2 separate regions of the Mus musculus genome follow, and region 2 is linked to region 1. A link is a loop called in an ENCODE intact Hi-C map of the cell type or tissue named here. Cell type or tissue: left cerebral cortex. All regions are shown on one strand. Each heading gives the region's core, and the rest is flanking DNA. Links, peaks and the distances in the headings are about the cores only. Region 1 overlaps 2610035D17Rik (RIKEN cDNA 2610035D17 gene). Region 2 overlaps Sdk2 (sidekick cell adhesion molecule 2).

Region 1 (15,251 bases), core at 6,428-10,427:
TATTGGCCACCATGTGAGTACAGTTTACCAGGGCAGGAATTTGGTCCAGTGTTTGCACCTACCATCCTCCTCCTCTTGGTGTGACTTTTATGATGAAGAAGACTTTTGCCTTAGGTCTTGAGACATAACTGTAAATCATAGGAGTCAGTACTCAATAATAGGTCTCTCTCCTCCTTGTCCTTTTGTGATTGCGTTGTAGTAGGGAGGTTGGTACCTGTCACGAGGTTGTCTGAGAGTAGGTGTTTGTTGAATGAATGATAGAGCTTCCCCACCCTAAATTACACCAGGTTCCTCTGTTTCCTTTTCCCTCCTGGGCTCTCACCCTTAATTCCAGAACTTTCCCCCTGGTCCTGGTTTCCTGGGGACAATTTCCAGATATGGATTTCTTCTCCCCTCCCCCACCGATCCCTGTCAGCAGTCCTGAGGTGTTCTTTTGGAACGTGTGTGTGTGTGTGTGTGTGGTGGTCCATTTCCCACCCCAGAACTCCCTCCAACAGAGGAAGCTATTCAGCCAGGGACTGGCTTTGGTGAGTGCCCAGGAGCCCTGAGGTCTCAGTCAGCACCTGCGCAAGGAGGGCAGGCTAGGCAGCATAGGAAGAAAAAAAAATGTTTTAAATGAAGTATTATGAGTCTTGACTGTCCTGCAGAAACTGGGGTCCTGCTGCCCCTGGTTCCACCCAGGTGCTTGTGGATGCCCAGGCTGGTTCTGGACGGTTCTCCAGTAAGAAGCGCTGTGTATCTAGCATTGTGGCGACCGGACGCTTTCTGCCAGGTGCACGTTTCTGTAGTTTCTTGTTGTATGGGGACGGGGAGAATGGGTCCTGGAGAGATCGTCTGTGGGTCCTTGGTCAGTGAGACTGGTTTCAAAGGGCCTCTTCTAGGGTCAGGCTGAGGGTGTACAATCCACAGTATTCGTGACTTTGTTTCCTGTTCATGTGCCTCTCCTCCGATCCCCATTTATGACTCTCGTAGCACTACTGAATTCTGCAGCCACCAAGCAAAGGATTGCTACTGTCTACTGTTGGATACTTAGGTATTTCCAAACTTAGCCCCAGCAAGCAAATGCCAAGGCGGGGGAGTCCCTTAGTACCTCAGTATTTCTCTGCACTTGGGAGGACGCATCTCGACTGGTTTCTAGAGATTGTCCTCTTTAAGTCTGTCGATTGAACGTTGGAGAAGCCTTACAAGTGGAAGACATTTCCAAGAGGGTTTAGAGGCGAAGGGCACCACTCATCTCTCACACAGCCTTTCTCTTAGGGAGGGGACACAGAGGCATGGGGCTAAAAACCACGAAAAGTTCACTGAGCCTGCCAGGCCTACCCACTTCCAAAGAGTCGTTCAACACCTCCAACCTCCAGGACCATTGGCTTGACCTTCTCCTGCGAATTATGCTAGCAACTGCTTCAGTGACCCCGCAGGTCTGTGTTTGCTAGGCAGCAGGATTTAAACTACTGCCTTTTCTTTAACATTAACCTTTGAATTGAGCACGGATCTAGATTTATAGGAAAGCGGCAAATACGGCCTCTCCCGTCTCCTTTCCCCAGATTCCCCACATGTTAACATCTGGCTTGCACCATGGTGTATTGATCAGGCCCCCGGGGCACCAACAAGGATCTGACGCTTCTGACCCACGATTCCTATTACCCCATTGGTGTCCCGAGTGGGGCCCGAACTCATCCTGTATGCTACAAAGCCATCTTGTAAAAATGGAGACTGAGGGAGCACAAGAAGTGGGTGGCTTTTGTTCCCAGAAGGCCTGAAATTGAGAGGCCACCTCCATCTCCCATCCATCCCCACTGACCCATCCTGTCTGACAGCTGCTGAACAGGATCAGGACACCCCACCCTCCACCCCCAAGGACCCCATGGGAGGCCCAGACGCCAAATGAAAGAGCCATCTCTCCGTCCCCGACTTCATCGAACTTCCACCAGGCATGTTGTTGAGTGAAAATTGGGTTATTAACCGATCTGTCCCAACACGTTTCTGGAGGCAGGAGATGGATAACATCCGGTGTGCGTGAGAGGAGCCCATGAGCAGCCTGCCCCATGGTTGAGTAGTATGTGGTGCAGTGCTTGCGCAGGTGACTCACGACCCAGGAGTGGCAGGTGTGTCAGGCCCCTGGCGTGCAAACCTCGCTGAGGTCGAATTTCCTGGTCGCAGCTAAAGGGACTGACAGCCTTGCTCTCGCCTCAGAGTGGATTGAGGGAGTTGTGGTTAAGAGAGTCTGTCTTTCTGTAAGAGATTTCCTTTGGGGGCTGGGGAGCCAGCGTGAAGGACTTTGGGAATGAAGGCCTTCACATACAAGATCATGTGTGAGAAGGTTGATTCTTGGCCTGCTGAAGCCCGTGTGTTGTCTCTCCTCAGCAAAGGTCCTACAGTGAGCAAATTCATTTTCTCTTCCTCCAGGAAGCCTCTCTGACTTCCTCGCCCCACACAGCTCCTCCATACGCCTTGTGCAGCGTAGGGCTGCCTGCTTCCGGCATAGCTCTGCTTCTCCAGTGTGGAGTGACTGGTTGCACAGAGCATTGATGACATCTGTATGAGGCTCGGCAGTTGGGAGGTCCCTTCGGTCCCAGGAGAGCATACATCTAGGGTCTGGCTGTTGGACTTGATTTTTCTTTGAGGATCCGGAATGTCCCCACCACCTGTACTATTTGATTGTTTTTGTTTTGTTTTGTTTTGTCTTGGATAGTCTGGGTCTCACTCTGTAGTCCAGGCTGGCCTTGACCTTGAAACAATCCTCCTGCCTCAGCTGCTACACCCTGTCACCCTGTAGTTTGTAGTGGGAGAGATCTCTAGTCTCTGCTCTTCCTCCTGATGCAAGGCATTTCCTGTTCCCAGCCCACAACCTGGAAGGTCATCGCAGGAAGTATTACGGGAGAGGGGCAGGGGCGCAGGATGGGCATGGGGGTGGCTCTCCATCCTTGCTCTTGTCCCTCTCTCTCAGGACTTGACCTTGAACCCCGCCCCCACTAACCCAAGGAACCACAGCTCTTCCTGGATCTACCCAGGTCTGGTTTAGACTGTCCCCAGCCCTCTTCAATATGCCTTCAGACTGTGGCTTGCTTGAGGATGAACGGCCTGGAGACCTTGCTTAGCCACGTCCCCTGCTTGCCCCACCTTAGTTCTGTTTGGATTTGTCTGGGGCTCAGGAGGCAGCAGGGTGGGCTGTGCTTCTCACGTGCTCACGGGGACATTATACAGGAGAAGACAGGGAACAACTGCTTTTTCCTGGCCGCAGACCCCTTTGCTCCACCTCCTCCAGGCAGCCTCTGTGGGCTTCGCTTCTCGTATTCCAGTCTCCTTTGTTCTTGTCATTTGTTGGTATTGTTTTTTTTTTTTTTTTTTTTTTTTTTTTTTCAGAGACTTCTCAAATTTGTGTGTCCTTTGTCCGTAGCGAGACGGTTGTGCCGTGGGCGGGTACATAACAGGAAACTCTTTAGTGTAGGAACACATTAGATCTGCAGTCCGTCTCCCATATGTGCGGCCCTGGAAGCCTGGAAGGTGTCCCCCAACTGGGCTACTTTGCAACAGCGTCCACGCAGACCACTGTGACCTTGGGTTGTGACCATGTCAACAGAAAGGTCTCCATGGAGTCAGTGGGCATCCTCTGTGCCAAATTATCCTTTTAATGTTGGGACAGGTCCTTCCTGCCGTAGCCCAGGCTGGCCTTGAACATACCATCCTCTTGCTTTTGCTTCTTCCCCCGCACCCAGCTAGCAGCCCCGGCTACCGCTGTGGTAGAGCCCGGGGTTCACAAGAGGATGGCATTTCAGTCAGGCTGCTGGTTAAGTGTGCTCTGTTCAGAATCCCTCAAGCTTAGCTTCCTAGACTGAGCTTGTGATGCCTCGGGTGGGGTAGGGGGCTGGAGGGGGTCCCATATGATACTGTTCCTGTTTGATTCTGTAAGGGGGTAGGAGGTTGGGGGGGGGGTCCCATACAATACCATTCCTGTTGGATTCTGTGAAAGTCCCAAAGCCCAGAGGAATCCCGCGACCTGCAAGAATGCTGAGGCGGCAGGTTTCCATCCAAGAATCCTTCCTGCGCCGTGAATCATCACCTCCTCCTCCCTGATCTGGTTTGTTGCTACAGGTTTTCGCACAGAAGTCTCGAATCCAGGTGCCTTAGTGTGTGGTTAGACAGAAGTGGCTGTGTTTGGGGCACCTGGAGTTCTGCAACCCTAGAAATAGATCAAACCCCTCCGCTCTGCGAGCTTACCCGGCCTTCTGAGCTGCTGAGCTCAGAAGATGCTGATCTTTGGTGTCTCTTGCGCATCCATTTCTTTTGCCTAACAAGTGGGCTCCTGGCCTCATTTAAATTGATCAATCTGTTTTCCTTTGCCTTCACTGGACTGGGGAGCCTGGGATGGGAGAACTAACCTAGTCAGCCCTCCAGTTCCAGCGAGCATGCTCTGTGAGCCAACTGTAGACGTAGTTCCAGTCACGCGACTATGGGCTTTCCCCCTGCTTCAGGCTGTAAAGACAGTGCCCACAGGATGCGTCCTTAGACACTTATGCTGTTCCTTTCGTTCCTCTGCCTGTGGCCTCTCGTAAGAAGCCAAGTCAGGAGGGGTTCTGCCTTGCTTTACTTATAGAGACAATGGTGTTGGGGGGTGCTGGCCTTTAGGGGTTTCCTCTGTATTCAGAAGGCGCTCAGAACTGTTAGGTGACTGTCATTGTGTCTGCAGATCTGACTTCTTAACTCATTAAAAAAAATCCATTATTTTATCATAATAAGATATGCAGAAGGTAAGAATTACAGTCTTTGTCTGTTTCTCTGTGTACAGTTGTGGCACTTGGTCTGTGCACTGCTCAGTGGTCACCCAACTTCCGCAGATAGCATTTGCCCTCAGAGAAACTCCATATTGATGGCGCACTAACTCCCCGTTTCCCATCTTCCTGGCCCTGGAAACCCATCTACTATCCTATCTGCGACTTTGACTGATTGCTAGTCACTTTAGCACAATGCCCTCACATTTATCCATGCTGTAGTAACATGTACCCATTGCTTCTCCTTCCTGAGTCCCAATGTCACCTCCTTCTGCCGAGGCCTTCCAGCCACAGTAAATAATGCTGTCACCGTTCTGGGTGTGTAAATATTCGTCTAGGTTCCTGCTTCTAGTCCTTTGGGTCTGCAAACAAAAGTGGAATGACTGGATCATGTTGTGATTTCATGGTTAATTTTTTTTTTTTATTCAAGATCCACCCTGCCTTCCCCTGTAGCTGTACCCTTTTGCCTTGCTAGCCATCGATCACACACACTTTCTAGTCCACACTGTACACCCCTTTCTCTTCCCCTCTCTCCCTCCCTCCCTCCCTCCCTCCCTCCCTCCCTCCCTCCCTCCCTCCCTCTTGTGCTCTGGGGAGCTTGTAGCCTAGAGGAAGCAACCTCTATTAGGAGTTAAATTCCCTCAAAGAACCCAGGGACAGCAGAGTTGCCCTGCAGTTGTCCATCTCTGGATGGCAAGGCTCGGTGGCCTAGTGTACTCGTGAAGTCTTACTATCTGGGCTGCAGTTTTCCTGTGCTCTGGTGCCCATGTCCCATCTGACATTACCCTCAGCCTGGTGATATCAGGCTGTCATCTCACCTGAGGGAGGAAGGCCTTCGGGCACAGATTAGTGCCTCCAAGGCTGTTTACCTAGGCCCAGCAGAATTCACCTGTCGACCTGAACTCCCAACCTGGCAGAGCTGGGGAAGGAAGGTGTTTGGAAAGCGCCTGGTGTGGAGGTGTGGGGACTGGAGGGCTACGCGGAGCATGGTCTCACTGTTTAGGGGCACTCTGGGGTGAGTCCTCTCTTCCTGCTTGTCCCACAGCCTCAAATTTTCACGTAGGAGCGAACCTTGTGCTTCAATGGAAACTTTATACATTTTACTAATGAGCCCTTTCCTGTACAGCTGGGTGGCCTGTGGTTTAGAGCCTGAGCCCTATAGCAAGGTGTCAGATTTGGGGGCAGAGCCGTGGAGAGAGAGCCAGGATCAGGGCTGGGTTCAGGCGATCTCCTTTCTTCTCGTGCTTTCCTGTGCGAGCCCAGAAGGTTCGGCCTGCTCTGGGTTGTGATCAGCTATCCGGTGCCTGCATCCAGTCTCCAGTCGGGACCGGACATTTTCACTGAGTACCTGTTATTAGCCCTGGGGCACAGGCTGTGCTCATATTCGAGCCTCCCAGCTCTCTGTACCTTACCCCCTTGTGGTGAGAGGGAAACGGCTTGTGCCCGAGGATGCTGTTTTTTGCCATTTCAGTTTCTAACATTTTTTCACTTTTAGACTTGGGTGTCAAGAGCTTGCTTGTCCTTAGAGCTATTTGGGGATGGTGGAGGAATCAGGCCACACCTTGGGGTTTACCTCCCGTAGCAAATGACTCCCAGTGACCTCTTCCCAGGGTGAACTCTGCCCCCGACCTCTCCTCTTTGGCCTTTCGACAGATACACTTGTTTGTGTGTTAAATTGATTCTCAGGGGATCTGTGGTTTCTGGCAAGCCCACTTTGGCGTTCAGGTATTCGGCGGTTTAATTAGATTTCTGAGTGGAAACCAGGGATGTGGTTAACCAGAGATCTGAGCTGGTCTTGGTTTCTCGCCCCACCCTGACCACTGGGCTGTTTGGGCCTTTCCAGGGTTGGTTTTTATCTTTATTTAAGTACCTTTCCTGTATCCTGGCCCTCCCTTCTCCTCTTTGTTGTGAGGGAAACTGGTAACACCCCCCATGCACCTCTTTCCAAACCCTTTCTCTAGACCCTTGTCACCCCAGGAACATGTCTTCTTATAGGCAACAGCTTGGGAAAGATATACCTGTAGGCGCCCGTGTGGCTTGCTGGTCACACTGGCCATCTGATGGCATCATTTGAACTTGTAAGACGGACTCAGCCAAGGGGCTTTATCTGCATCACATATTGTGGTTCAATCAATTATTGCTTTCCCAGGTGGCATCAGCTTGACACAAGCTGGAGTTATCACAGAGAAAGGAGCTTCAGGTGAGGAAATGCCTCCATGAGATCCAGTTGTAAGGCATTTTCTCAATTAGTGATCAAGGGTGGAGGCCCATTGTGGGTGGTGCCATCCCTGGGCTGGTGATCCTGGGTTCTATAAGAAAGCAAGCAAAAAAGCTGAGCAAGCCAGGGGAAGCAAGCTAGTAAGTACCATTCCTCCATGGCCTCTGTATCAGCTCCTGCTTCCTGACCTGCTTGAGTTCCAGTCCTGACTTCCTTTGGTGATAAACAGCAATGTGGAAGTGTAAGCTGAATAAACCCTTTCCTCCCCAACTTGCTTCTTGGTCATGAAGTTTGTGCAGGAGTAGAAACCCCAACTCAGACAGCTGCCAATCATCTAGGTTCTAGCAGGAAAAATGGGCCAGTCTCTAGTCTTGCCCAGAGATGACTTCTTTTCATTTCCACGGATCTTCATGGTCTTGGGGCTCTTTGGGGACTATTCCTAGGATTGCCAGCTTTAAAGATGGAGTCATAGCTCAACAGTGTCCTGCCCAGCCAACACCTGCCATTTCTATGACTGGATCTATCTTGCTAGGTCTCTGGGCTCAAGTCTTTGTTCATAAAAGGAGTGTGTTTACCTCGGTAACAGGCTTTTAGTTGCAGGTTTCAGAGAAACTGGCTTGACTCAGCTTAAAATGATCCTAGGTTTCAAACAACTGAGTCTGGGGGCTGTGCTTTTCCGGTATTTGTGGGTCTCCTTCCCTCTGATTCTTTACATCTGTATCCAGCTCCCTTGTTAGGTATACCCCTGGTGGGGGCAAGAAGGGCAGCATCTCAGGCCTCCTGACTGCAGATTCCTAGTGTTAACGTTCATTAGGGCAGACCCTGGGCCACCCTCTGTTCCCCATTGCAGCTGTGGCCAGGAGATGGATCACATGATCTTTAATGTCACATGCTTCACAGCCTGGCTTCCCAACCCCACTAGGATTCTGCAATGGAAGCAGAAGTAGACAGGGAGAGATGCCCCATGCACACTTGATGTGACCAACGTGGGCATCGGGACACGACTGAGCACCTGCACACTTTTCGGGTATGCTTGTTGTGAGCCTGGAGGCACGCTGATGCACACGGAAAGCTGGCTGGTGAACACGCCCTAATAGTACCTTCCTCTCCTACCTCCTCCAGCCCCAGAGTCTTGTTTCTTCATGGAGACGTTGCTTTGCTCCACCATGGAGTCAGGAGTTTGACTCATGGGTTGCTAAATCCAGCCTCGCCATGTGTCGCCTGTGACTGGCTTCTTTTTCCTCTACATCGTTGTCACAGAGAAGCATCCCGGTGCGTTGAATGGCACCCTTTACCTGGGGTTTCTTCAAAGAAAAAAAGCAGTTCCCTGACCGAGAGTATCCACAGGCCCTCGCTATTGTCCCCTGTGTGTCCCTTGAGGGAGATGCCTTCTGTCCCTTCCTGGCATTCACAACCAGTAGCCAGGAGCTGGGGCAATGGATTTGGGCAGACTTCTTGCCAGACTCGTGCGTTTGGCAGCCGGCAGGGAAGCTGAGAGCCCAGGGAAGCCAGACATGGAGTCAGTGCAGGCGTCTCGGCACAAGTGGCTGTATTGTGACAGTTCTTTCTCGTTCACACGTTCATGTGCCAACTTGGAAGGAAATCTCCCAAGCGCTCCGCATGAGAGCGGCAGCTTTGATCTCCAGGCTGTGGGGCTGGAGGTGGGGGACTCACTTGATCCTCACTACACAGGTAGGCTTTGAGGAGCTGTGACTCATGCTCATGGGTTCTGTGAGCCCTTAAAGGAAGCTACACAGCCCTGGGAGGGGCTGTCAGCCGTCCTCATTTACCACTGGCGGGGGGCATCTTACCATCATGAATAGATTATTTCTGTCTGAAACTTGAGTAGGGATTGTTTTCTTAAGGGGGGAGGGGGAGAAGAGGGTGTGATTCTTAGGTATTGAAGGTATCTGGGAGGAAAGCAGGTTGTTCCATTTACCAGAAGAGGAAACTGAGGCTCCAGGAGCTTTTGTCACTCATCTGAGTCACTTGGCTGGTCGGTGACAAAGCCTTTAGCTGCATGCTTGTAGATGTGTGTCCTTTTGGAAAGTTCTAGAAGACACAAATCAAATGAATTTGCATCATGTGTCAGTGGGTGTAGTTTGTCTTCTTAGAACAGTGTTTCTTTCACCCTCTCAGAGTCCATTGGAAATAGATGACTTTCTCTTCTGTAGCTGAGACAGTATGGCCAGTGTCAGAATAATGAATACCCAAGCCACAAGGTTCATCACTGGGTTAACCCATAAGGAGCTCTCATTGGGCACTCCAGGGGTTCTGGGTGTCCCCTCACTTCTATTCCTTCTATTTGTTCTCCCCCTTATCCCTCCCATGGGGCGTGGCATGGTTTGGGGAGATACCAATAAATGGGAGGCATTGTCAAGCTTGCAGTGACAGAGTCTGGATCAGATGGAGACAGGTCTGTCTTCGCATGCCTTTAATCCCAGCACTCGGGAGGCAGAGGCAGGCAGATTTCTGAGTTCGAGGCCAGCCTGGTCTACCAAGTGAGTTCCAGGACAGCCAGAGTTATACAGAGAAACCCTGTCTCGAAAAAGCAAAAAGCAAAACCAAAACCAAAAACCAAAACCAAAACCAAAACAAACCAAAACAAAAAAACCTCCAAAACTCAAAAAACCAAAAAAACAACTAGTACATTCCCACAACACCATCCTACCCCTGTTTGCTTTAGACAGTGCCCGTGCCCAAAGCATGCCTCAGCATTGTGAATGATACGGAAACCCATTGACTGATACGGAAGCCTGGGTTGGTCAAACTGCTGTCCCGTTAGGCATTTACAAAGACGATCCTGAGAGGGTTTTCCCTGCATCCTCAGTAAGGAAGGCTTGTGAGGATGGGCTGTGTGCTTCCATGGGCTGATGAGGAAGCAGACGGACCTGGTGTCAAGGGGTCCTCGGGCTCAGTCCACGGGGAGAGGGATAATGCTGTTTTCCTGGAACCCAAAGCTTAACTTACAGGGCAGACCTATTGCTTGGGTCCACTCTTTGGATGCTATGCCTAGAACTAGGGGGAGCCATGCAACATCACCTTCTGACAGGTTGCTGAGATGCCCTTCCTTGTCTGAGCTGCACCCACTTCCTGCCATCATGTAGCTGGTCCTTTGTACTCTTTAATTGACGTGGCTGGGAGGGTGGAGAATGGAAGTCCCGTGACCTTGAGGTTGAGGGAAGATTTGGGGTTGAAGAAGGCATCGTTCACTGTAGTAGGTGGACTTAAATCCTTCCTTCTACTGATTAAAAAAAAATATTTAGGTTTTCCTATGTGTGTGTGTGCAGATGTGTATAGATGTGTGTGTAGATTGTGTGTGCCTGCAGATGTGTGTGCGTGCAGATGTGTGCAAATGTGTGCCTGTGTGTGTGCATATGAAGGTCAGAGGACAGTGTGCAGGTAGTATGTAGATATGTGTGTGTGTAGATTGTGTGTATAGGTGTGTGTGTGTGTGTGTGTATTCCTGCAGATGAGTGTGTGCAGGTGTGTGTGTGTGTGTGTGTGTGTGCATGCATATGAAGGTCAGAGGACAACTCTCCTTGCACCTTGCTTTTGAGGCAGAATTTCTCGTTTCTACCACTACACCACTTGTGTTAACTCACATCCCGTTCTCCTGTCTGTGTGTCTGTCTTACTGTATGAGTGTTGGGGTTACAGAGAAACACCACAGCATCCGGCTTTCTACCTGGGTTCCTGGAATCAAACTCTGATCACCGGGTTTGGGCAGCCAGTGGAGCCATCTGAACCGTCTCCCCAGCCCCTACCACCCGGACCTTAGACCTTCTGTGATTTGAAAAAGTCAGCTCTGTGGTTCTCTCTGCTTGGACAGGGGCACATCTGTGCTCTCATGTTGCTGGATTTAATTGGGGGGAGAAAGTTTTCATTTTCTAACTAGAAGGCCCAATTCCCTCTGGGGTTTTTCTCTAGGAAGTGTAGAATTTGGGCTGTGGTTTCCATGGGCTTTGGTGAGGTGACTTGTATAAAAGCAGTGTGTGGACTTCAGTATGGAAGGTAGGTGGGACGAATAGCCAGCCTGGGGATGTGTTGGCTTGAGTGGCTAGAGGGAGGTGTGGGGGGAGGAAGCCAGGTGGCACCTTCTAGCTCATAAGTGTTGGGGGTCTGCAATGGCTAGTGCCAGCCCAGGACCTTGCCTGGGTCCTTCCTCTGCTACATCTCCTGCCTCCTCTTTATCCATTAAGTTAGTGAGTCTCAGCAATGACAGTGAACTTGAGGCCTATATTTTCATCCAAGGACCAGGATAAACTCATCCAGGATTGGCTTTTTATTTTTGCAAAGTTTTCTTTTGCACCCAGAATTCCTCTTCTTGATGGCTTGTAGCCATGTGTACCACTACCACCACCACCACCACCACCACCACCACCACCACCACCACGACTGTTTCATGTGCCTTGGCTCCTCTCTTTCATGGAACCATAGGTATGTGTTCTCTGGTTTTGTTGCTGCCCGATGCATCCAACTGCAAAAGCTGCCCCATTGATTTTCCACATAGGATGCTGGTCCATGTGGCTGGTCCCAGAATCCTCAGGCTTCTATCCTCCATGTTTTGTTTCTATCTACAAAGTCCTGGTCAGCCCTGGTCCCAGCCCCGTCCTTTGCTGTGACATCACAGCATAGCCTTGGGCCGCTTTATCTTCTCAGAACCTGGTGACTCTATCTATGCCTCTTTGGTTAGCGTGGACATTGAAGGTGTCTCCTCTTTCCTTAGCTGCTTCCTGCAGGCCACGGACAAGGCAGGGGATTGCTGGGGCTGATCCGAGTGGACACCTCACTCCAGGAAGACCCCTTAACTTCTTAGGCCTGTGCACAGTCACGTCAATAGAGTGAAAATACAGAACAACCGCTCGGGAGCACTTTTTATTTAAAGGTTTAGTGGGTACCGCGTCCATCCTTTCCCTGGGTGGGTATTTGGACTCTTGTGGCTTTTGGAGGGTGCCTGCTTAAGACAAGGTAACCAAGGTTCCCCTCCTTGTAAGAAAGACTTTTTTTTTTTTTTCCTCTGGTGTGCTGGTAGCTCACATCCTGGATTTGGGACGCAGATCTTGTGCTGACAGGAGACCCAGATGCCAGGAGAATTCTGCTCTGTGGAGCTGCTAAGGCCCAGCCATTCATTCAGTTGCTCCTGAGGCATAGAGAGGCCTTGTTACAGCCTGGATTGTTCTGGCCATGAGAAGGACTGCCATTCCTCCCCCTTTTCCCTCCAACTTCCCTCCCCTCCCCTTAGGAAAAACTTCACCCCCCCTCCCTTCAACATCCCTGTCTTTAAGAATTCCCTCCATTGTAGCCCTGGGACAGAGACCCTTCTGTGAGCGTGCTGGAGGCCTGTCCTGGGGACACCCCGCCCCCCCTATTAAAAGCACATTGGAACAAGCTCCCCATTCTCCTCTGGAGAGGGTCCCTCTGTCCCAGGCCAAGGGACTCTTAAGGGACCGCTTATCCTGGGACATTCAGTTTACAAAGACTCCTGCAATGTCAGATAAACTCTCTCAGCCAGCAGAGGGAGGGGGGACAGGAGGAGCACAAAACCCCCTTTATTTTCACCCCTGCAGGGAGAGCAATAAAGACTTTGTGCTGGAGAGCAGGGGTCTGAGCAAACAGAAGACGGGGGTCTGCACCGGCTTTGATGGGAAGAGCCTTGTGGGTTATTATCATTGCAGTTTGGGGGAAGTGTTGGCATGGGATGGTCAGTTGCAAGTTTTTCATCAGGTAACAGATCCTGATCCTGAAGTCCTCCTTCCCCCAATCTGGAAACTAAAAAAAAAAAAAAAAAAAAAAAAAAAAAAAAAAACCCTTTGGCAAGTTATCTTTGCTGGCCAAGGAGAAATCCCAAAGTGAAGTGGTTATATTTTTATTTTTTCCCCTATTATTTGGCTAGGGAAAACCTCCCAGTTCAGTAGACTGGGCACCAGCTGTGTAACTCTGTATGTATTTTAGAAGAGTCATGGTCTCAAGGACTTTTGGTGGCTCACTGGGGAGGGTGACCATCTATGAGTGCCGTGTGTGTGTCCCTCACTATTTAGAGCAGACCTGACTGTGGTGTGGCACAGAAATTTATTTCTCTCAGGTCATAGACACCAAAAAGTTCTACAACCAGCCATTTTTGAGAGCAGGGCATCTGAATGTTTGTTGAACAGCCACGGAGTGGAGTGGGCCCTGTGAACAACTTACCGAGCCCTATACCGTCTCGATGAGACAGGCTCATCTCACGCAGGCTTAGCAAGACTCTGAGAGGGAAATCCCCTTGCCTTGAGTTACTTCCTGAGGCTCCAGTTCCAACTCTGATGGTTCTAGACTCTCTCTCGCTCTGTGTGTGTGTGTGTGTGTGTGTGTGTGTGTGTGTGAGAGAGAGAGAGAGAGAGAGAGAGAGCGAGCGAGAGAGACAGACAGACAGACAGACAGACAGAGACAGAGAGACACAGAGAGAGACAGAGAGAGGGAGAAGGGGGGAGGCGCATAGGCACTCACCTCACAGGCTGCACTCTAACAGGGTTCGTTCATGACATCTGGGGTGTGGTGGGGCTGAATGGGTGAAGATCACAGCGATTTGTGGAGATTGCCAGGCCTGCACCTTTTAGGAGCTGACTCTGGGTTGGGCTTTATCCATGGCCTTCCTGCCTCTCCCCAGCCTCCTCAGCACAAGCTGAGCACTGGCCATTGAGATTCAAGAGAGCAAGGTGTCAGTTGGCCCTGTCTCTGGCAGGCTAAGCACACACCTGTAAGGGGATGGTGGTAGTGAGGGTTTAGCCAGCTCAGACCCTGGGAGGGAGGTGCCTGGCTGCTTTTAGGGACCTTACTGTCATAGTCTTACCATGAGGACCCTTCTCCGATGACATTTCTAGAGAGAAGGCTCCTCACCCCTCCCACCAGGAGAGGGTCCCCATGTCTGTGAGCCTTTCTTCCTGTTTGTTTTTTTTTTTTTTCCTCAAGAGGCATGGTAGGCCCTGAAGCTGTATGTGTAAGTGCACATACGCACGTGTGGTATGTATGTATGTATGTATGTATGTATGCATGCATGCACTTGTGTGTGTGTGTGTGTGTGTGTGTGTGTGTGTGTGTACTGAGTGCTGCAGAGGCAGGAGGCTCCTGAGCGCTGATCTGTACGCCTCTGCCCTTTCTTTTCTACCCCAGGAGGAGACAGGGAGCTGTGACAGGGAAAGGGCCTGTCCAGGTGGGCTTTGTGGCTGAGCTCAGAGTCCTAGCTCATGGAAGATAGCTGTGAGACTAGATGGGCTAACACTGCAGGTGTGAGGTCCTTAAAGCATCCTTGTCTAGTCAAGTGCACTGCGCCCACTGTGGGACCTGCAGCCCCGACACCAGAGGCTGCCTGGAGTATGAACCGAGGTCACCTTGGTGCAGGGTGGATCCTGCAATGCTGGGCAGTGGTGAGGAGGGGTGTTGGTGGGACCTTGTCCTCCTGCAGATGGCAGGGGCTCCTGGGCTTTGGGGTTGCGAGTCCTGAAGGAGGTGGGGTATGGCTCTCAGGAAGCCTAGTGTCTGTCCTGCCAGTGTGCTGGTGAGCGCAGGACTTCCTGCTTGAACACACGTGTGCATGCAGAAGATATCAAACTCAAGTATTCAGGATGTAGTTGGAAGCCTGCTACTTGAGAAATTCCTCATCCCTCAGCTACGGGGGCAGATCTGTACCAAGGAACTGCGCGCAGTGGCAAGCTTGGGTAGATGTTTAGGTCTGGGTAGATGCTGGTCAGAGCAGAAGAGAGGAGCTGAGGCTGTTGTCCTGAGGGTTGGGGGATGGTGCGGATCTTGCGAGTGGATGAATGCTGGGTTTTGGAGAGACATTAGCAGCCCAGCTTGGACTTGGAAGGTGGGTCCCTACTTCCTTTACATCTTCCAGAATTGGGTCTAGAATACAGGAAATGCCGTGTGTAGGCTTTTGCTAACTATGGACTCCAGGAGAGTCCCTGAGGATGGGTGGGCATGGATCGCTTCTCCCACCCACACCGTTCATTTTCATCTCCCATGGCAGTCACTGCCTCTCCTGCAGTTCCTTGGTCACTTCCTTACCATGCTGATAACACCCACCTCTTGCACATATAGGTGTTCAAGGCCTTCCAACTCAGTGCTTTGTAGAGAGTCCTATTTCATCTGTCAACCTGTAGCTTGATCAAGAGGAGGGGGAGGAGGAGGAGGAGGAGGAGGAGGAGGAGGAGGAGGAGGAGGAGGAGGAGGAGGAGGAGAGTCCTTTGGTACCCATTGGGTTGTATCTGGGTACCTTGGTCTTAACTT
Region 2 (15,251 bases), core at 4,017-8,016, 620 kb before region 1:
CCCTCCCATAGCTTCAGGTGTTCATAGCAGTCTAAAGGCTGTGGAATTCACAGGAGGAGGACGCAGGTCCACGTGCCTCTAAGTGGCAAGACTTCCCTGCTTTGAAAGCAGAATTTGAAATCCATTGTAAATGCACAAATGCTGGCTGTTCATCATTTCACCCACTGACATAATGAGAAGGGGTTGTTTGTTTCTTTGTTTGTTTTTTGAGACAGGGTCTTACATTAGCTCAGCATGGTTTTAAACTAGCTATGTCCCCAAGGGTGACCTTGAACTTGTGACCGGCAGCCTCCAAGTGCGGGGTGACAGGTGTGCAATAGAGTGCCTGGATTTTCTACATCTTGGCTTTTGTGGCTCTTACTACGGCGTAACATGGGAGTGTAAATATCTTCTTCAAGATCCTGATTTTAATACTTTTGGATACATTCCCAGAAATGAGATTGCTGGATCATATGGTAATTCTATTTTTAATTTTCTTTGAAGAACTCCAGACTGTTTCCCACAGTAACTATGCCATTTTACATTTCCAATGATGGCACAGGAGGCTTCTAGCTTCTCACCAGAGGGCTGGCTATCTTCTTCTTCTTTTTTATTTTTCAAGAATTATTTATTTTTTTTATTTATTTTATGTATATGAGTATACTGTAGCTTTCTTGAGACACTCCAGAAGAGGGCATCGGATCCCATTACAGAGGATTGTGAGCCACCATGTGCTTGCTGGGATTTGAACTCAGGAGTGGAAGAGCAGTCAGTGCTCTTATCAGCTAAGCCATCTCTCCAGGCCCAGGGCTGGTTATCTTTTGATACTTTAATAACAGCCACTGCTGTAGATGCCATATTTTGAGTCAGGGTTTCATATAACCCAGACTAGTCTTGAATTCACTGTGTCACTAAGAATGACATTTAACCTCTAGTCCTCTTGCTTCCATTACCCAAATGCTGGGATTACAGGTGTGTGTCCTGGTGCGTGGCTGGTCATGGTGGCATGGACTCGAATCTCCACCCAATTCATGTTTGGTAGTGCCTCCTGACTTCCCAGGTTCCTGCTACCCATTTATTTGTCTGCTCTTGGGGACGGTCTGTTTGTTTTCTTGTCTCAAAGCTATATGAACCCAGAAGACATTGTGTTATGTGAAATGAGCCAACCACCAGGAAGCCACCAGGAAGACTGACTGGTCTGCATGACCTCACTCACACATGACCTGACTCATCAAAGTCCCTAGGATAGTAATAATAGGATAGAATAGTCCAAGTCGGGCTGGAGAGATGGCTCAGGGTTTAAGAGCGCTGACTGCTCTTCCATAGGTCCTGAGCTCAATTCCCAGCAACCACATGGTGGCTCCCAACCATCTGTAATGGGACCCACCCAATGGATCCCATTAATATAAATAAATAATTAATTAATTAATTAATTAATTAATTAATTCTTTTTGAAAAAGAAGACTAGTCCAAGTCACAAAATCGGGAAGAAGAAGGTGGTCGCCAGATTTGGGAGGGACTGGAGAGATGCTGGTCATATGGCAAACATTTCAAGCCAGGCATGGTTGCACACACCTTTACTCCCAGCCCTCGGAAGACAGGTACAGGTGGGTCTCCATGAATTCAAGCCAGCCAGAGCTACATACAGAGACCCTGTCTCAAAAATGAAAGTGGGAAAACATGGGCACTTAGAAGCTGAGGCAGGGCCACAGAGTGAGTCCCGGGCCTTCCTGAGGAAGAGTGAGCCTATGCCAAAGAAACAAAAATAACCCCCAGCCAAAAGAGGTCCAGGCGTGGAAGGATGAACCCGTCCCTGGAGCTAACCTGCAGGATGCTAGCCATGCCCAATAAAACTGTAGTGTGTAGCTGAAACACGTATGCTGACCCTTGCTCTTAAAGGTTCTTACTGTGCATCAAAAAAGGTAACTGTAGGTCAGGGATTTAGCACAATTAGAAGCATTCGCTTAAAGGCTTCGGTTCTGATTGTAATCCTGCAGTTTTCTAGGAATCGCAGCACAGATGCCCAGTACAGGAAAGGGGCAATCCCTGAGCCAGGATCAAGGCACAGCGGCTCCTGCTTCTGCTCTCTCAGCGATTATTCCTACCTACACACACACAAACACACACACATCACACACACTCACACACACACACTCACACACTCACACACACACACTCACACACATACACACACACACACACCACACACTCACACTCACACACACTCACACACATACACACACACACACACACCACCTCCTGATTTATCCAGCAAGGGCAGCGGGTAGAGTTTATTAAGGACTTTCTTGAGTTGTAACCAACAAGATATAAATACTAATGCTAAGGCTTAATTAAGACTCTTCTTAGGGGGCTGGTGAGATGGCTCAGCGGGTAAGAGCACCCGACCGCTCTTCTGAAGGTCCTGAGTTCAAATCCCAGCAACCACATGGTGACTCACAACCATCCGTAAGGAGATCTGACTCCCTCTTCTGGAGTGTCTGAAGACAGCTACAGTGTTCTTAGATAAGCCCATACCCAAATAGATAGGCTTTTCTTATTCTTTCTCAATCATTTGGTTCTCTCATTACAATCATTTCTGAATCACTGTTCTCAAAATCTGTTAATAAATTGTGATTTTTATGAAAAGTCAAAAAAAAAAAAAAAAAAGAGGTGACCATTGGAAGTAACAGGTGCCAATCAGCTTGGCTTGACAGTGGGCCCAGTGGATGGGTATGAAAACATCAGAGGGCTTGGGGTAGGGCTCAGCTGGGAGAGTGGCTAGCATTCATGATTCCTGGGGTTTGACCCTCTGCAGGCATAAAGCAACAGGCGTAGGGGCCTCTACCTGTAATCCCAGCACTTAGGAGGTAGAGGCAGGAGGGTCAGCTCCAGGTTGCCCTTAGTCACTTTGTAAAATCAAGGGCGGCTGGGCTATGTAAGTCCTGCTTCCAAAAAAGGGTAAGTAAATAATAATAACAACAGGTTGGCCAGAGAGAGGTGCAGTGCTGATCAAGTGCTTCTGAGCGTGCTTAAGGCCCTGGGCTCTGTTTCTAGCACTATAAGCAACGAGAGAGAGAGAGAGAGAGAGAGAGAGAGAGAGAGAGAGAGAGAGAGAGAGAGAGAGAGAGAAGAGGGGCTGGAGAGATGTCTCAGCAGTTAAGAGCACTGACTGCTCTTCCAGAGGTCCTGAGTTCAATTCCCAGCAACCACATGGTGGCTCACAACCATCTGTAATGGGACCTGTTGCCCTCTTCTGGGATGTGGATAGCAACAGTATACTCACATTCACAAAATAAATAAATAAATCCTAAAAAAAAAATCCTCCTTCCCTTCCCTCACTCCCTTTCTCACAACAGTCTCGGGTTTGGCTTAGAGATTGTTGTCCTCTAGCAGTAATCAATAAATCTTTTTTTAAAAAGAAAAAAGAAAGGAAAGAAGAGAGAAAAAAGAACATTAATTATATATCTTAATTCTATTAAATTTTCGTCAACTATACGTCAGAAAAGTGATTAAAGGGGAAACGGGCTGGGAATAAAAACCAAGAGTTAAGAAATGGGGTCAGGGGCTGGTGAGATGGCTCAGTGGGTAAGAGCACCCTACTGCTCTTCTAGACTGCTCTTCCGAAGGTCCAGAGTTCAAATCCCAGCAACCACATGGTGGCTCACAACCATCCATAACAAGATCTGACTCCCGGGCTGGAGAGATGGCTCTGTGGTTAAGAGCACTGACTGCTCTTCCAGAGGTCCTGAGTTCAATTCCCAGCAACCACATGGTGGCTCACAACCATCTGCAATGGGGTCCGATGCCCTCTTCTGGTGTCTGAAGACAGCTACAGTGTACTTACATATAAATAAATAAATCTTAAAAAAAAAAAAAAAAAAAGAAATGGGGTCAGCGTCATCTGCTGCCGCTCCAGCCACTTCCCCCCATGACATGTCTGTTGGCCTATGTATCAACCATGAGTGAGGTGTCTGGGACACAAAGGAGCCAGATGGGCCAGGGTGCCTGCCCTCTGGAGCCCATAGCCTGGGTTCAGTACATACTCACTTCCCCATGAGTGGGTGCTCTACCAATCAATCATGTCACCTTGGGGACCAGGATCCAGCCTCAGCCCTTGTCCCTTTTACTGTGTATCCTCATCTAACAAAGGTCTACTGACAGCAAGCAGGCAGCCTGCTTCTGTATGTCCTACACCTTGGCACTGCCCTGCCCAATGCCCTCCCCAGCCATTGACCCTGTCTCCCCAACAACACCAAGTATCTCCCTCTAGGACCAGTCATAGGCAGGCCATAAAGGCATTCTGAAATTTGTTTCTTCTTTTGTTCATTACTTAGTATTTTCATATGTTTATGTGCTTGTCTGCATGAGTTCATGTGCACCACAGGGACCCAAGGAGGCCAGAAGAGGGCATCAGATCTCCTAGAACTAGACACATAGGAGCTTCTAAGCCACTAGATGGGTGCTGGGAACCAAACCCAGGTCTTCTTCAAGAGCAGTCAGTGCTCTTAACCACTGAGCCACCTCTCCAGTCCCTTATTTCCTCTTTTAAAAAAAATTATTTATTTATTTATTTTATGTGCACTGGTGTTTTGTCCACATCTTGTGTATATCTTGTGTGAGGGTGTGTCAGATCTTGGAGTTATAGACAGTTGTGAGAACCCGGGTCCCCTGCAAGAACAGTCGGCGCTCTTGACCACTGAGCCATCTCCCCAGCCCCTTGTCTCCGTTCCTAATGCCCTTTCCTGACCTCGCGGTTTTGTTCACATCTCATTATGTCCTTGTTGGGTCTCTTTGCTGGAGGATTCATTCAAAGGCTTCTCCCATGATACAGGGACATCGCTAAACGATAAAGTGCTTGCTGACCAGTTTGCTGTGTTCTGGTGAGACACGGGCACGAGACAGTCTACATAGAACTCAGGCTCCATCTTCAGCGGAGGGAGAGAGACCCTCCAGCAGAGGGCAGGAAGGAGGGAAGAGCTGGAAAGAAGGAAACCAAAGACAATCTCCCATAGTCTCTGCCCCGCTCAAGCTGACTCTCTACTCTCTTTTCCAAACCCAACCCCAAGTACGTTCTCATCTTCACCGTTCCTCCAAATCTCACACTGCTAAGGCTGCTGATAAATCTGCCCTGTTCTTCATCAACCGGTCACAAGCTTCGCCCAGCCTGTCTCCACAGCACCGTGCCTCACCCAGTTGAGACATGACATTCCCCTGCCTGTTTCTCCTCACACAGCCGTCACCCCTCCTCGGCCTCCCCTACCGTTCCAGCTACCCCTGCATTTCCACAGAGGCCCTGGAAACCCCTCTATCCCTCTCCTCAGGCCAGGAGAATCCAACAGTTCTCTGACTGTCTTCGCCAAGCTGCTGATGCTCAGGGCGTGTGCAGAGCTGTAGAGCTAGCCTTGAGCTCTTCCCCAAACGATGAATCCAGGAGACTGCTTTGTGGCTGTTGCGTTCTCATAGTCAGTGGATGCGTGGGTGATTTTATGAATGGAGACCTCAATTCCCCGTATAAAAAGATTTTTTAAATGGAAGCAAGGCAGTAGAGAAGCAAATCTTTTGTAGTAACAAGATGTCCTGACTGCCTCTGCACACGCTGGGGGTGGACACTTTTATTAGCTCTTTCCTACTTTTATTGGTATGGAGGAAAGGAAACTCCAATAGCGTTCAGAACCCTCTCTGGCCAGCAGAGGGAGCCAAATGATCGTCAATCCTGTACAGGGTTTGGGATGCCAGGCTGTATGTAGCAGAATACCAGCTCTTAATGTAATTTGAGAGTCTTCGATGCGTGTTTAAAAGCACTAACCATGCTCATTATAGAGTGCCCGGAGGCTCCACGAAGCTCCTGCTGCACTGAGGACTTAAAATCCTCCACAAGCGTGTAACAATACCCTTAGAAGCTGGCCAGTCCTTACGGCCTGCAGTCTTCTTGCTCGCCCCGGAAAGCGGGTGTCCTTAAGCCCTCTGCAGCTGACCAAGTCACAGGCCTAGCAAATGGTGCCATCAAGAGTTGAGCCACAAACCGAATGCCACCTCTGTCTAGCCTGCACCAGACTTTTCAGACTTTGATCCACGATTATCAGATTGGATTGCGCATATGCACCACCAGGAACTTTATTTACAGCGGGAGCTTTTTACAGGGGCCTTAGCAGCTGAGGCTGCCTATGTGGCACACGGGGCAGAGCTGAGGCTCTCTGCTCCTCACCAGTGCCCTGGCATTGCCAAGCTGTTAGCCCTTGTGCCCCACACAGTGGAGCAGAGCCCATGATTGCTCCCGCCTCTCCAGCTCAGGCTGGTGAGATGCAGGTTCCTATTGAGGCTGACACGCCTGTTACATGGGACAGATGCCAACCCCAGAGACACAAGATACACAGGGGATGACGCTTACAGACGATCGGAGGGTCGGTATTGACTACAAAGTGAAAAGTTCCCGAATCCTTCTTAAATAGCTCTTAGCTACTTCCATATTGTTTCCTGGTTGAAAGCAGGGGTGTCTTTGAACCCCCGAGATGGGCAGGGGCGGAGGGGAGGCCTGATGTCTTCGTCCCTCTCATCCCACAATCTTTGGTTCCCACAGATTTATTTCTGGGAAGTCCAACGGAGGAACCTCACAGAGAGGGTGAAGACTCTCTTCTTGGCTGAGAACAGCGTGAAACTCAAGAACCTGACGGGCTACACAGCCTACATGGTCAGCGTGGCAGCCTTCAATGCTGCGGGGGATGGGCCGAGGAGCACCCCGACCCGGGGCCAGACTCAGCAAGCAGGTAGGGAGAAGTCTCTTGGGGAGGTCAGGGTTTGGGGGACAAACTGGTGTCCACGTCTGGTGTCGGAGCTTTCACGCAGCCGGGGAACTGGGTTCGGATACCCAGGCCCCACTTCCAGATGCCCTGTGGAAAGAAAAGCCCAGCCTGCAAAGAAGGCTCTATGTGTCCATAAAAAAAAGAAAAGAAAAGAAAGAAAAAAAGAAACTCTCACTGGGAACCTTGAGAAAGTCCCCAGATCTCACCTAGCCTGTTCTGCCCACCTTGTCTCAGCTTTTGGGACAGCCGCCACTCCCCGCCCCTGTTTGGCTTTCTCCTCCTTTCTTGTCTCCTTGCCTTTGCTCAGCACACCCCGCGTTCATTGTCTTCTGTGAGCCCACACTTTTGCTTCACACTGGTGATGAAACAATGATTTTTTTTTTAAAAGTAAGTCTGTGTCCTGCTGAGGCCAGGGGACAGGACATAAACAAGCACAGCACAGATGAGCTGGCTGGGGGGTAGGGGGAGCTAAGGGGAGCAGGGTGTGGTTCACAAGATGGCTGGCTACACCTGAGCTGAGCTTTGAGCCAGAGGAGACCAGCTGTGGGAAGTTCTGGAGACAAGCAGGAAGCCGGAAGCAGGATTCCTGTCAGAAGGACCAGCAGGTGCAGAGGCCAGGAGGCTGGAGGGGATTCGAGGGACAGACCCCGGTGTTGACAAGAGAGGTGGAGTGAGGCCCGATTCCCAAGGGTCTGGAGAACAGGATTTGTGTTGAGTGTGATGGGGAGACTCAGAGGGTTGGAGCGGTTAAGAATTAGAACTCTGCCTCAGTGGTTAAGAGTACTGGCTGAGCTGGGCAGTGGTGGAACACACCTTTAATCCCAGTACTCAGGAGGCAGAGGCAGGCAGATTTCTGAGGCTAGCCTGGTCTACAGAGTGAGTTCCAGGACAGCCAGGGCTATACAGAGAAACCTTGTCTCAAAAAAAAAAAAAAAAAAAAAAAAGCACTGGCTCTTAAAAACCCGGGGTTCAATTCCCAGCACCCACGTGACAGCTCGTAACTGCCTGCTACTCCAGTTTCAGGGGACCTGATACTCTCACACAGGCATGCAGGCAAGCAAAAACACCAATGAACATGAAATAAAAATAAACAAATAAAATTTTCAAAAGGGCGGATTTCTGAGTTCGAGGCCAGCCTGGTCTACAAAGTGAGTTCCAGGACAGCCAGGACTATAAAAAGAAACCCTGTCTCAAAAAACCGAAAGAAAGAAAGAAAGAAAGAAAGAAAGAAAGAAAGAAAGAAAGAAAGAAAGAAAGAAAGAAAGAAAGAGAAAGGAAGAAAGAAAGAAAGAAAGAAAGAAAGAAAGAAAGAAAGAAAGAAAGAAAGAAAGAAAGAAAGAAAGGGAAAGGGAAAGGGAAAGGGAAAAAGAAATAAAAAGAAAAACTGGCTCTGCCTTCTGGGCTGAGTCTGGAGGAGATGACAGAGAGAGGTGGGGACTAGATCCAGGCAGGATGGAGGAAGGAGAGAGGGGACAGATCCCCTTGTCCTGAGGTGTCCAAAGCCACTTTTTGGTCAGTGTCACACTGGATTCCCCTAGAATTCCCAGGGAGTAAGCAGTGTAGTGTCTGTCTAACAACAGGGGTTAGAGTCACCCCAGAAAATAGGCTTTTTGCTCCTGATCCCCTGGTAAGGTCATAGGGGAAAGGGCAGATGCTGGAACCAAGGCAGATCTGAGATCTGAGAGAATTCAGGATCTCTCTCTCTCTCTCTCTCTCTCTCTTCCCCCGTGTGTCAACCCTCAAAGCCATGAATTTCATATCTGCAGTTTCAACCAACCAAGAAAGGAAAATATTCCCCAAAATTGCGTCTGTCTGGGTGCAGCAGCACAGACCTTAAGAGGTGAAGCCAGGAATGGGCAAGAGCCAGGGCTCAGAGATGGCTCAGCATTGCTGTTCTTCCAAGAGACTGAGTTCCATTCCCAGAACCTACATTAAGTGTCTCACAACCACCTCGAGCCTCAATTCCAGGGGACCCAACCCCCTTTGTGCTGGCCTCCATGGGCATGGGCGCTGGTGTGACACACACACAGAGACACACATGCACATAAATGAAAAGAAAAGTAAGCCTTTAAAGTCGATCAGAGCCACCTTTAGCTACACAGCAAGTTCGAGACTGCCCTGAGCTAAGGGAGAATGCCTCAAAAGGCAAATAAGCAAGTGAAAATGTATCTATGCTGAAGACAGACAGCACCAAATAACAAATGTGTCTTTACTGAGCATGTACAAACAGCACCGAGTAGCAACTACTTAGTAAATAGATACAGTACTATTTGCAATGTGTCAGGAATGGAAAGTAACCTAGAAATGAGTTAATGTATATGGGAAGTTCTAGATGATATCTCAGTGGTACCTCACTTGCCTAGCCTGAGAGAGATGCCCTGGGTTTAATTCCCAACGCCACAGATAAGGGAGGAGTGGGTACATAGAAGGATGTCTGTAGCTCTTTGCCAAACAAAATGGCATTTTATATGAAACAAGCATCCTCCGATTTTTTTTTTTTTTTTTTTTTTTTTTTTGAGACAGGATTTCTTTGTGTAGCCCTGGCTGTCCTGGAACTCACTTTGTAGACCAGGCTATCCTCGAACTCAGAAATCCGCCTGCCTCTGCCTCCCAAGTGCTAGGATTAAAGGCGTGCGCCACCACACCTGGCTTCATCCTCCGATTTTTGTTAGAACAAATCGCCCGTTAGTATAGCCTTCTGCCCTGGCCTCCAGAAGGCGGCTTTTTCCAGCCTGATACTTTCCTTATGTGGCCCCCACTAGTCTTCAGTTGCTGCAGAAGCGGGATCCTCTCTGGGACAAGATCCCACTCCAGGGCAGCCTTTCCCTCTCCTGGCTCCCCGGGTCAGCCAGAGGCTGAGCTTGGGTGTGCTAGCCTGTCCGTCTGCCTGCCTGCCTGGCCATCTCGACTACACTTCATCAGTGTCACCGGTCAGACATGAGCGCCCCCACCCCACCCCCAGGAGCCTAGAAGCTTCCGGTCCTGTAGCATAGGACAGAATGTCCTGTCCCACGTCCTTCTAACCCCCTAGTGTGTTGAGGGGGAGGGCAGGAAAGGGCCCTGAGTTCACCTCCCTCCTTCAAAGACAGCGGGGGAGATGGGCCGGAAGCTGTCAAGATTAGTTCTGGCCTGGTGGGAGGCAGCACTGGACAATAATAGCCTGACCATCCACCCAACCAGATTGGGATGCTGGGGGGGTGGGGGTGCTTCCTGTCTTGCCTCTTTGCCCTCCCATTTCCCAGCCCCCCCCCCACACACACACACACCAGAATCTTCCATCCTTGTGTTTTCAGAGTTACCCCAGGGGTCCTAGAACAAGAAAACATCTCTTCCAGAGGCTCTGGCTGTCCTCTGGTCTGGCTCCTGCTGACAGCTTAATGTCTCTATGCAAGCCCTGCCACCCAGGGATGAAAGGCACGCCATGTCTCCGGAGTTCTGACATCTCCTTTAGTGCCCACTCTGTATCTCAAGGCACCCCAACCCCACTCTACCGGGATGCTGAAAAACACACCCCACGGTGACAAGAAATGGTCTTGCCCCCATAGTGACCCTCAGGGGTCATCCGTTGTAATGCAGTGGCTGGTCCCATGCTACTAGCCAGGGCTCAGAGCCACCTAGGAGTGAGTCCAGATTCTCCATCTTTAAGGAGGTCTTTCTCCCCATGCCAGAGCCTCTGCTCTTCTTAGCTGAGAGCTAGTGACGGCAAGGGAGGAGGAGATTTTGAGGGCCTTAGCTGACCCTTCCTGCCTTCTTCTTGTGCCTAGCCTCACTCTCTCTTCTTCCCGGGCATGGACCCAAGAGCTCCTGCTAGTTGCTTAGAGCCCAACCTGAAGCTTTGCACTTCCACAGAAAGAGGAAAACAAAAAACCCTTTGCTCTCTCTCCACAGCCCCCAGTGCCCCGGGCTCGGTCAAGTTCAGCGAGCTGACCACTACCTCAGTGAATGTGTCCTGGGATGCCCCACAGTTCCCCAACGGTCCTCTGGAGGGCTACAGGCTGGTGTACGAACCCTGCACCCCAGTGGATGGTAAGCGGGGGCGTCTTCCATGTGGCCTGAACTCTCTCCCCTTTCAAGGGCTGGTTTGTACCCACAGACCACACCGGGATCACTCGTCAGCAGTCAGATGTGGTGAGAATCCTCCTGTCTTATAAATGGGGAAATATGACCCAGGAATTGGGGTGTTTCTGAGAGATAAGCATGTGAGAGCAAAGTCGCAGCAGCATCACAGGGCCGCAGTCTCCTGTGCAGGCCAGGAACCTGGAACATAAACACCCTGTTCCACAAACCGAATCAGGACTAGAGAGAGAGGGGATCCAAGCAAAACATGGTTGCCCCAAGAATGGACAGAACCCCAAAGAAAAGAGTCCTCTGGTGTTCTCATGTTATCCCGGGCCCCTTCCAAACCTCAGAGTTCTCAGCACACCCCCTCTGGAGGGTCAGGGACCCTTTTAGAAATCTAATCAAAGCCTGGGAGCGTCTCCCCCAGGAAGATGTGTGACAGTGAGCAGCTACCACACTCTGCAAATGACTGTCCTAGCCCAGGTCAAATGCACTGTCTTCAGATCACTCTCTCCCTCTCCACCCCTGCCCTTCCCAGGCCCCCCACCCAGACCCTCTGCCATGGGGCTCTCAGGAGGGCTTGGACCGGCAGCGCTGCCTGCTGGCATCAGGTAACTGCCAGCTTTCTTACACAGCAGCTTTCTCACCCTGCAGCTACATTAAGAGAACTCACAGGCAAGAAAGGGGCTGGGCTTCTCAATGGCTGGGACTACTTACAACAAGACATAGGGAGAAGACTGCCCTAGAAGTGACACCCTGGTGGCAGGAAGTGACCACTTTTGTACATGTGCGTGCTCTCTCTCTCTCTCTCTCTCTCACACACACACACACACACACACACACACACACACCTCCTAGGACTGGAGCCTGGTAAGAACAAGGGACAAAGCTTGGGAGCATTAGGCAGCTCCAGTTATGGGTCAGAGATGGGGACAATGATCCTCAGTTTTTCTTGCCACCACCTAGGTGCCAGCTGCCCATCCTGCAGAGCCGGGCTGTGTCAGAACCAAAGGGGAGGCAGGTCCTGGAAAGAGATACAGGAAGGAACAGAACTAGGTCAGAGGACAAGAAGACAAGATGCAGGGAACCTAGACAGGCTCTTGTCTAAGTGGTTTCTTCCTGGCCTATCCAGAGACCTCCCACTTTGAGAAACAGAGTTCTTGGCCTCTCAAGATCTTCGTCCATCAGGGTCTAAACTCCATGTCCTTATAGGTTCCTGAGTCAGGGTGTCCATTTAGAAATGCCACAGCTCTGCAGCAGGCCAGCAGCCCCCCATTTTCTTATAGAGAAAGCCAAGGTCTAGGCCAGGATGGCATCTGCTCAGCAAAGAGGACTCATTCAGTAAGTGAAAGGGCTAGAGCTGAGGCTCCATTGGCACAGTGGTTGCCTGGCATTCACAGAGTCCTGGGTACCATCCTCAGCACCACGTAAGTTAGCCATGGTGACTCACATCCACAATTCCAGCTCTCAGGAGGTATAGGCAGGGAGACAGGAGTTCAGGGAAGTTCGAGACCAATTTGCATCACCAGAGACCCTGTCTCAAAAATAAATATGGCATAGAGAGAACACCTAGCAGTTTAGGGTCCTGGCTACTGTCACAAAGGGCCAATTCCTAAGCACCCGCATGGCAGCTCACAACTGTACATAACTCCAGTTTTAGGCAATTCAATACCTCTTTGGCTTCCTTGAGCACCAGGCATGCAAGTGGTATCCAGGCATACATGTGAGCAGAATGTCCCCTGCTCCACTCTGCTCCCTCCGGGGCTTGATGCTGGATCATTAGCATCTAAGGAAAAGAAACAGTGTCAGGCAGGGGTGGCGCACGCCTTTAGTCCTAACACCTCGGCAGCCAGAGGCATGGAGATCTCTGTCAAAGAAAGAAAGAAAGAAAGAAAGAAAGAAAGAAAGAAAGAAAGAGAGAGAGAGAGAGAGAGAGAGAGAGAGAGAGAAAGGAAGGAAGGAAGGAAGGAAGGAAGGAAGGAAGGAAGGAATTAAGAAATTAAATACATAAATAAATAAATTTAATAAAGTACCTACTATGTGTTTGGTGCACTCTCCTTTTATGTGAAGTTCCATTTCCCATTTCCTTATTAGGAATGCTCCTGACCCTCTGGGCTTGTTGGAAGAATAAACTGAAATCATATATATATATATATATATAAATATATATAATATACAAATATAATATTTATATGTTTATATTATATATTTATTTATATTTTTCTCCAGCTTTAAGGGAATTCATACACACACACAAGCTTAAGGGCTATAGCAGGTTCTGAGGTGACCTTCTATAAGAGAACAAAACCTGGTCCTGACTCTCAGGGAGACTTTAGGGTTAGGAAAGTGCAGAGCGCACAGAACCACCTTGTGGAAGCCCCCAATCCTGCCCCTGGCTGCCATGACCTTAGCTGCTGAAGCTTCAACCCTAAAAGCCACATGGTTACAGATGATGGGGCCCCTGGAGCTGGGCTCTCATTGGCCAAGAAGAGAACAAAGGTGGGACTGGGGTGGGGCTGGGGCTAGGGCTGGGGTGGGGTTAGAATAGTCACCGGGTGCTATCCAGCTCCAATGCTGGAGGCATCTTCAAGAACGTCCCAACACCAGCTGCCTAAATGTCACGTTCTGTGATATGTTGGCTTGGGATGGGCTGACGGGTAGTCTAGCAGTGAGACAGGATGGAGACTTTGTGGCTGTTCCGGGATGCACAGACAGGACATAGCTTTCCTCCGGGTACTTTAACCATGGAGTGTTTTTTTTTTCCTGAGCTCTTTTCAGAGCCATGTTCCTGACACAGTGTTGGCAGCCTGTGGGCTTGAGTGACAGCTCGGCTGATTCCAAGAGATGGAGGCCACAACCGTCACCTCCTCCCAGGAGCTGCCAGTGGCCTTGGTGGCCCTGTTCCCACCAGCTACTGCAGCCCCTATTCACGGTCCTTCCCCCACAGGGGTCAGCAAGATTGTGACAGTGGACGTGAAGGGGAACAGCCCACTGTGGCTGAAAGTGAAGGATCTGGCCGAGGGCATGACGTATCGTTTCCGAATCAAAGCCAAGACCTTCACCTATGGGCCTGAGATTGAAGCCAACATCACTACGGGCCCTGGAGAAGGTAGGGGAGACGTCACACTGTCCTATGCCCCGCATCCTCAGGCCTCCAAGTAAGAGAGACCCAGGAGGTCTAGAGACCTGTCTAGCTCAGAAGACACTGGGAAGCGGAGAGCTTACTTACTCCTCTATCCCTGCCCCAAGAGTCCTCCCTCTCTCCTCCTCCTCCCTCTTCTTGACTCCTCCTCCCTACCCCTCCTCTTAGCTTCACTCTTGTCCTCATCCTCGGCTTGGTTATTAGCATCTAAGTCACCGGGCTATTCCCGCCCAAGCCTGGACTGACCCAGACCCTCTCCGCCACGCAGGCCCATACACACATCCCAGGCTGACACGGGGTCTGCCTCAATATAGAGCCCAGGTTGGCCTGCTATTCATGGTTCTCCGGCCTCATTCGCTCCAGTGCCGGTTTTACAAGGGTGAGCCACTACAACCACTGAGGTTTCCGCGTGTTCCTTCTTTCCTTCCTCTCTAACCCTCAGCCTTTGTCACCTCAGCCCCTGTCACCTCTGTCCAGGAAGGAGGCAGCCTGGCAGGCATCCAAACCTCCATCCTGGCCGGAACCACCTCCCTGTACCTCCCCCTCCCCCACCCAGCAGTGGCTGTCGGAGCAGGGGGCAGAAGACTCTCTCCCAGCTCCTGTCCGGTTGTACGCTCCCTGGGTGGGCACAGAGCTTCTGATTCCCATGAGACGCAGTCATCTCCTCTAACGATGACACTGGCACCTCCCGTAACTCTCTGACACATGAGCTACCTCCTGGCAGCCAGGCCTGCCTTCCCCAACACCCAACACCTCTTTTCCCATTTTCAAGACAGGGTTTCCCTGTGTAGCCCTGGCTGCCCTAGAACAGATACCTTTACAAATAGAAGGCCACTTTGTATTTGCATGTCAGTGTTCTGCCCTTAGGGTCCCACCCTAATCCTCTCTGTCACTGCCCCTGGCCTCTGTCACTTCTCTCTCTCCACCCAGGACCCTGGGGGCAATCAGGGTTTAGTATCCTCTGGCCCTGTCAAGGGTTCAAGGTTTTCCATGCTGACCATAAAAATCACCTCCTAAGCCACCCCGCCGCCCACACCCTCTCTCGAGGAAGACTCCAGCCAGGCCCAGCCCAGCTTCCACCCTCTCCTTCCCCTCCCATGTCCCTGGGCCATCAGCAGACTAAACTTTCTCCAGAGTCTGGGCTAGAAGAAGAAAAGGCCTGGAGAGTCCAGGCCCTCTTGCCTTCTACCTGCTGTGGGTTTGTCACCCCCGTTTCTCATTCAGTAAGAACAGGATGTGCAGGACCCCTGGAGGTTGCTGTCCCAGCCTCC

What was found. A loop is a pair of places that touch in the nucleus more often than their neighbours do. Peaks named below come from ENCODE experiments on the same cell type or tissue, not always from the same donor. Only the 100,000 strongest peaks of a DNase experiment are listed, where the experiment ranks them.
Region 2: a loop joins it to region 1, with 4 times the contacts of the local background. A loop is called at or near these places in 7 of 42 quality-filtered maps.

The regions. Positions count from the first base shown.
Region 1 is chr11:113,185,600-113,200,850 of GRCm38, reverse strand. All of the region lies in intron 1 of 2610035D17Rik (RIKEN cDNA 2610035D17 gene), which reads left to right. Among named protein-coding and RNA genes, the nearest start is that of 2610035D17Rik, 8.6 kb to the left of the region's middle. RefSeq lists an enhancer at 14,667-15,251. In left cerebral cortex, for the core only: no CTCF peak of the experiment used is centred there; DNase peaks (open chromatin) are centred at 8,213 and 8,486; H3K4me3 peaks cover 261 bases; H3K27ac peaks cover 939 bases.
Region 2 is chr11:113,801,821-113,817,071 of GRCm38, reverse strand. It overlaps Sdk2 (sidekick cell adhesion molecule 2), which reads left to right. Exons shown (of 45, transcript NM_172800.3): 37 at 6,557-6,743; 38 at 10,668-10,805; 39 at 13,786-13,947. Gm51930 (a long non-coding RNA gene) reads right to left here and starts at 12,952. Exons shown (of 3, transcript XR_003949797.1): 1 at 12,872-12,952; 2 at 12,511-12,624; 3 at 11,177-11,862. In left cerebral cortex, for the core only: a CTCF peak has its summit at 5,660 (motif pointing right); DNase peaks (open chromatin) are centred at 5,591 and 7,061; H3K27ac peaks cover 354 bases.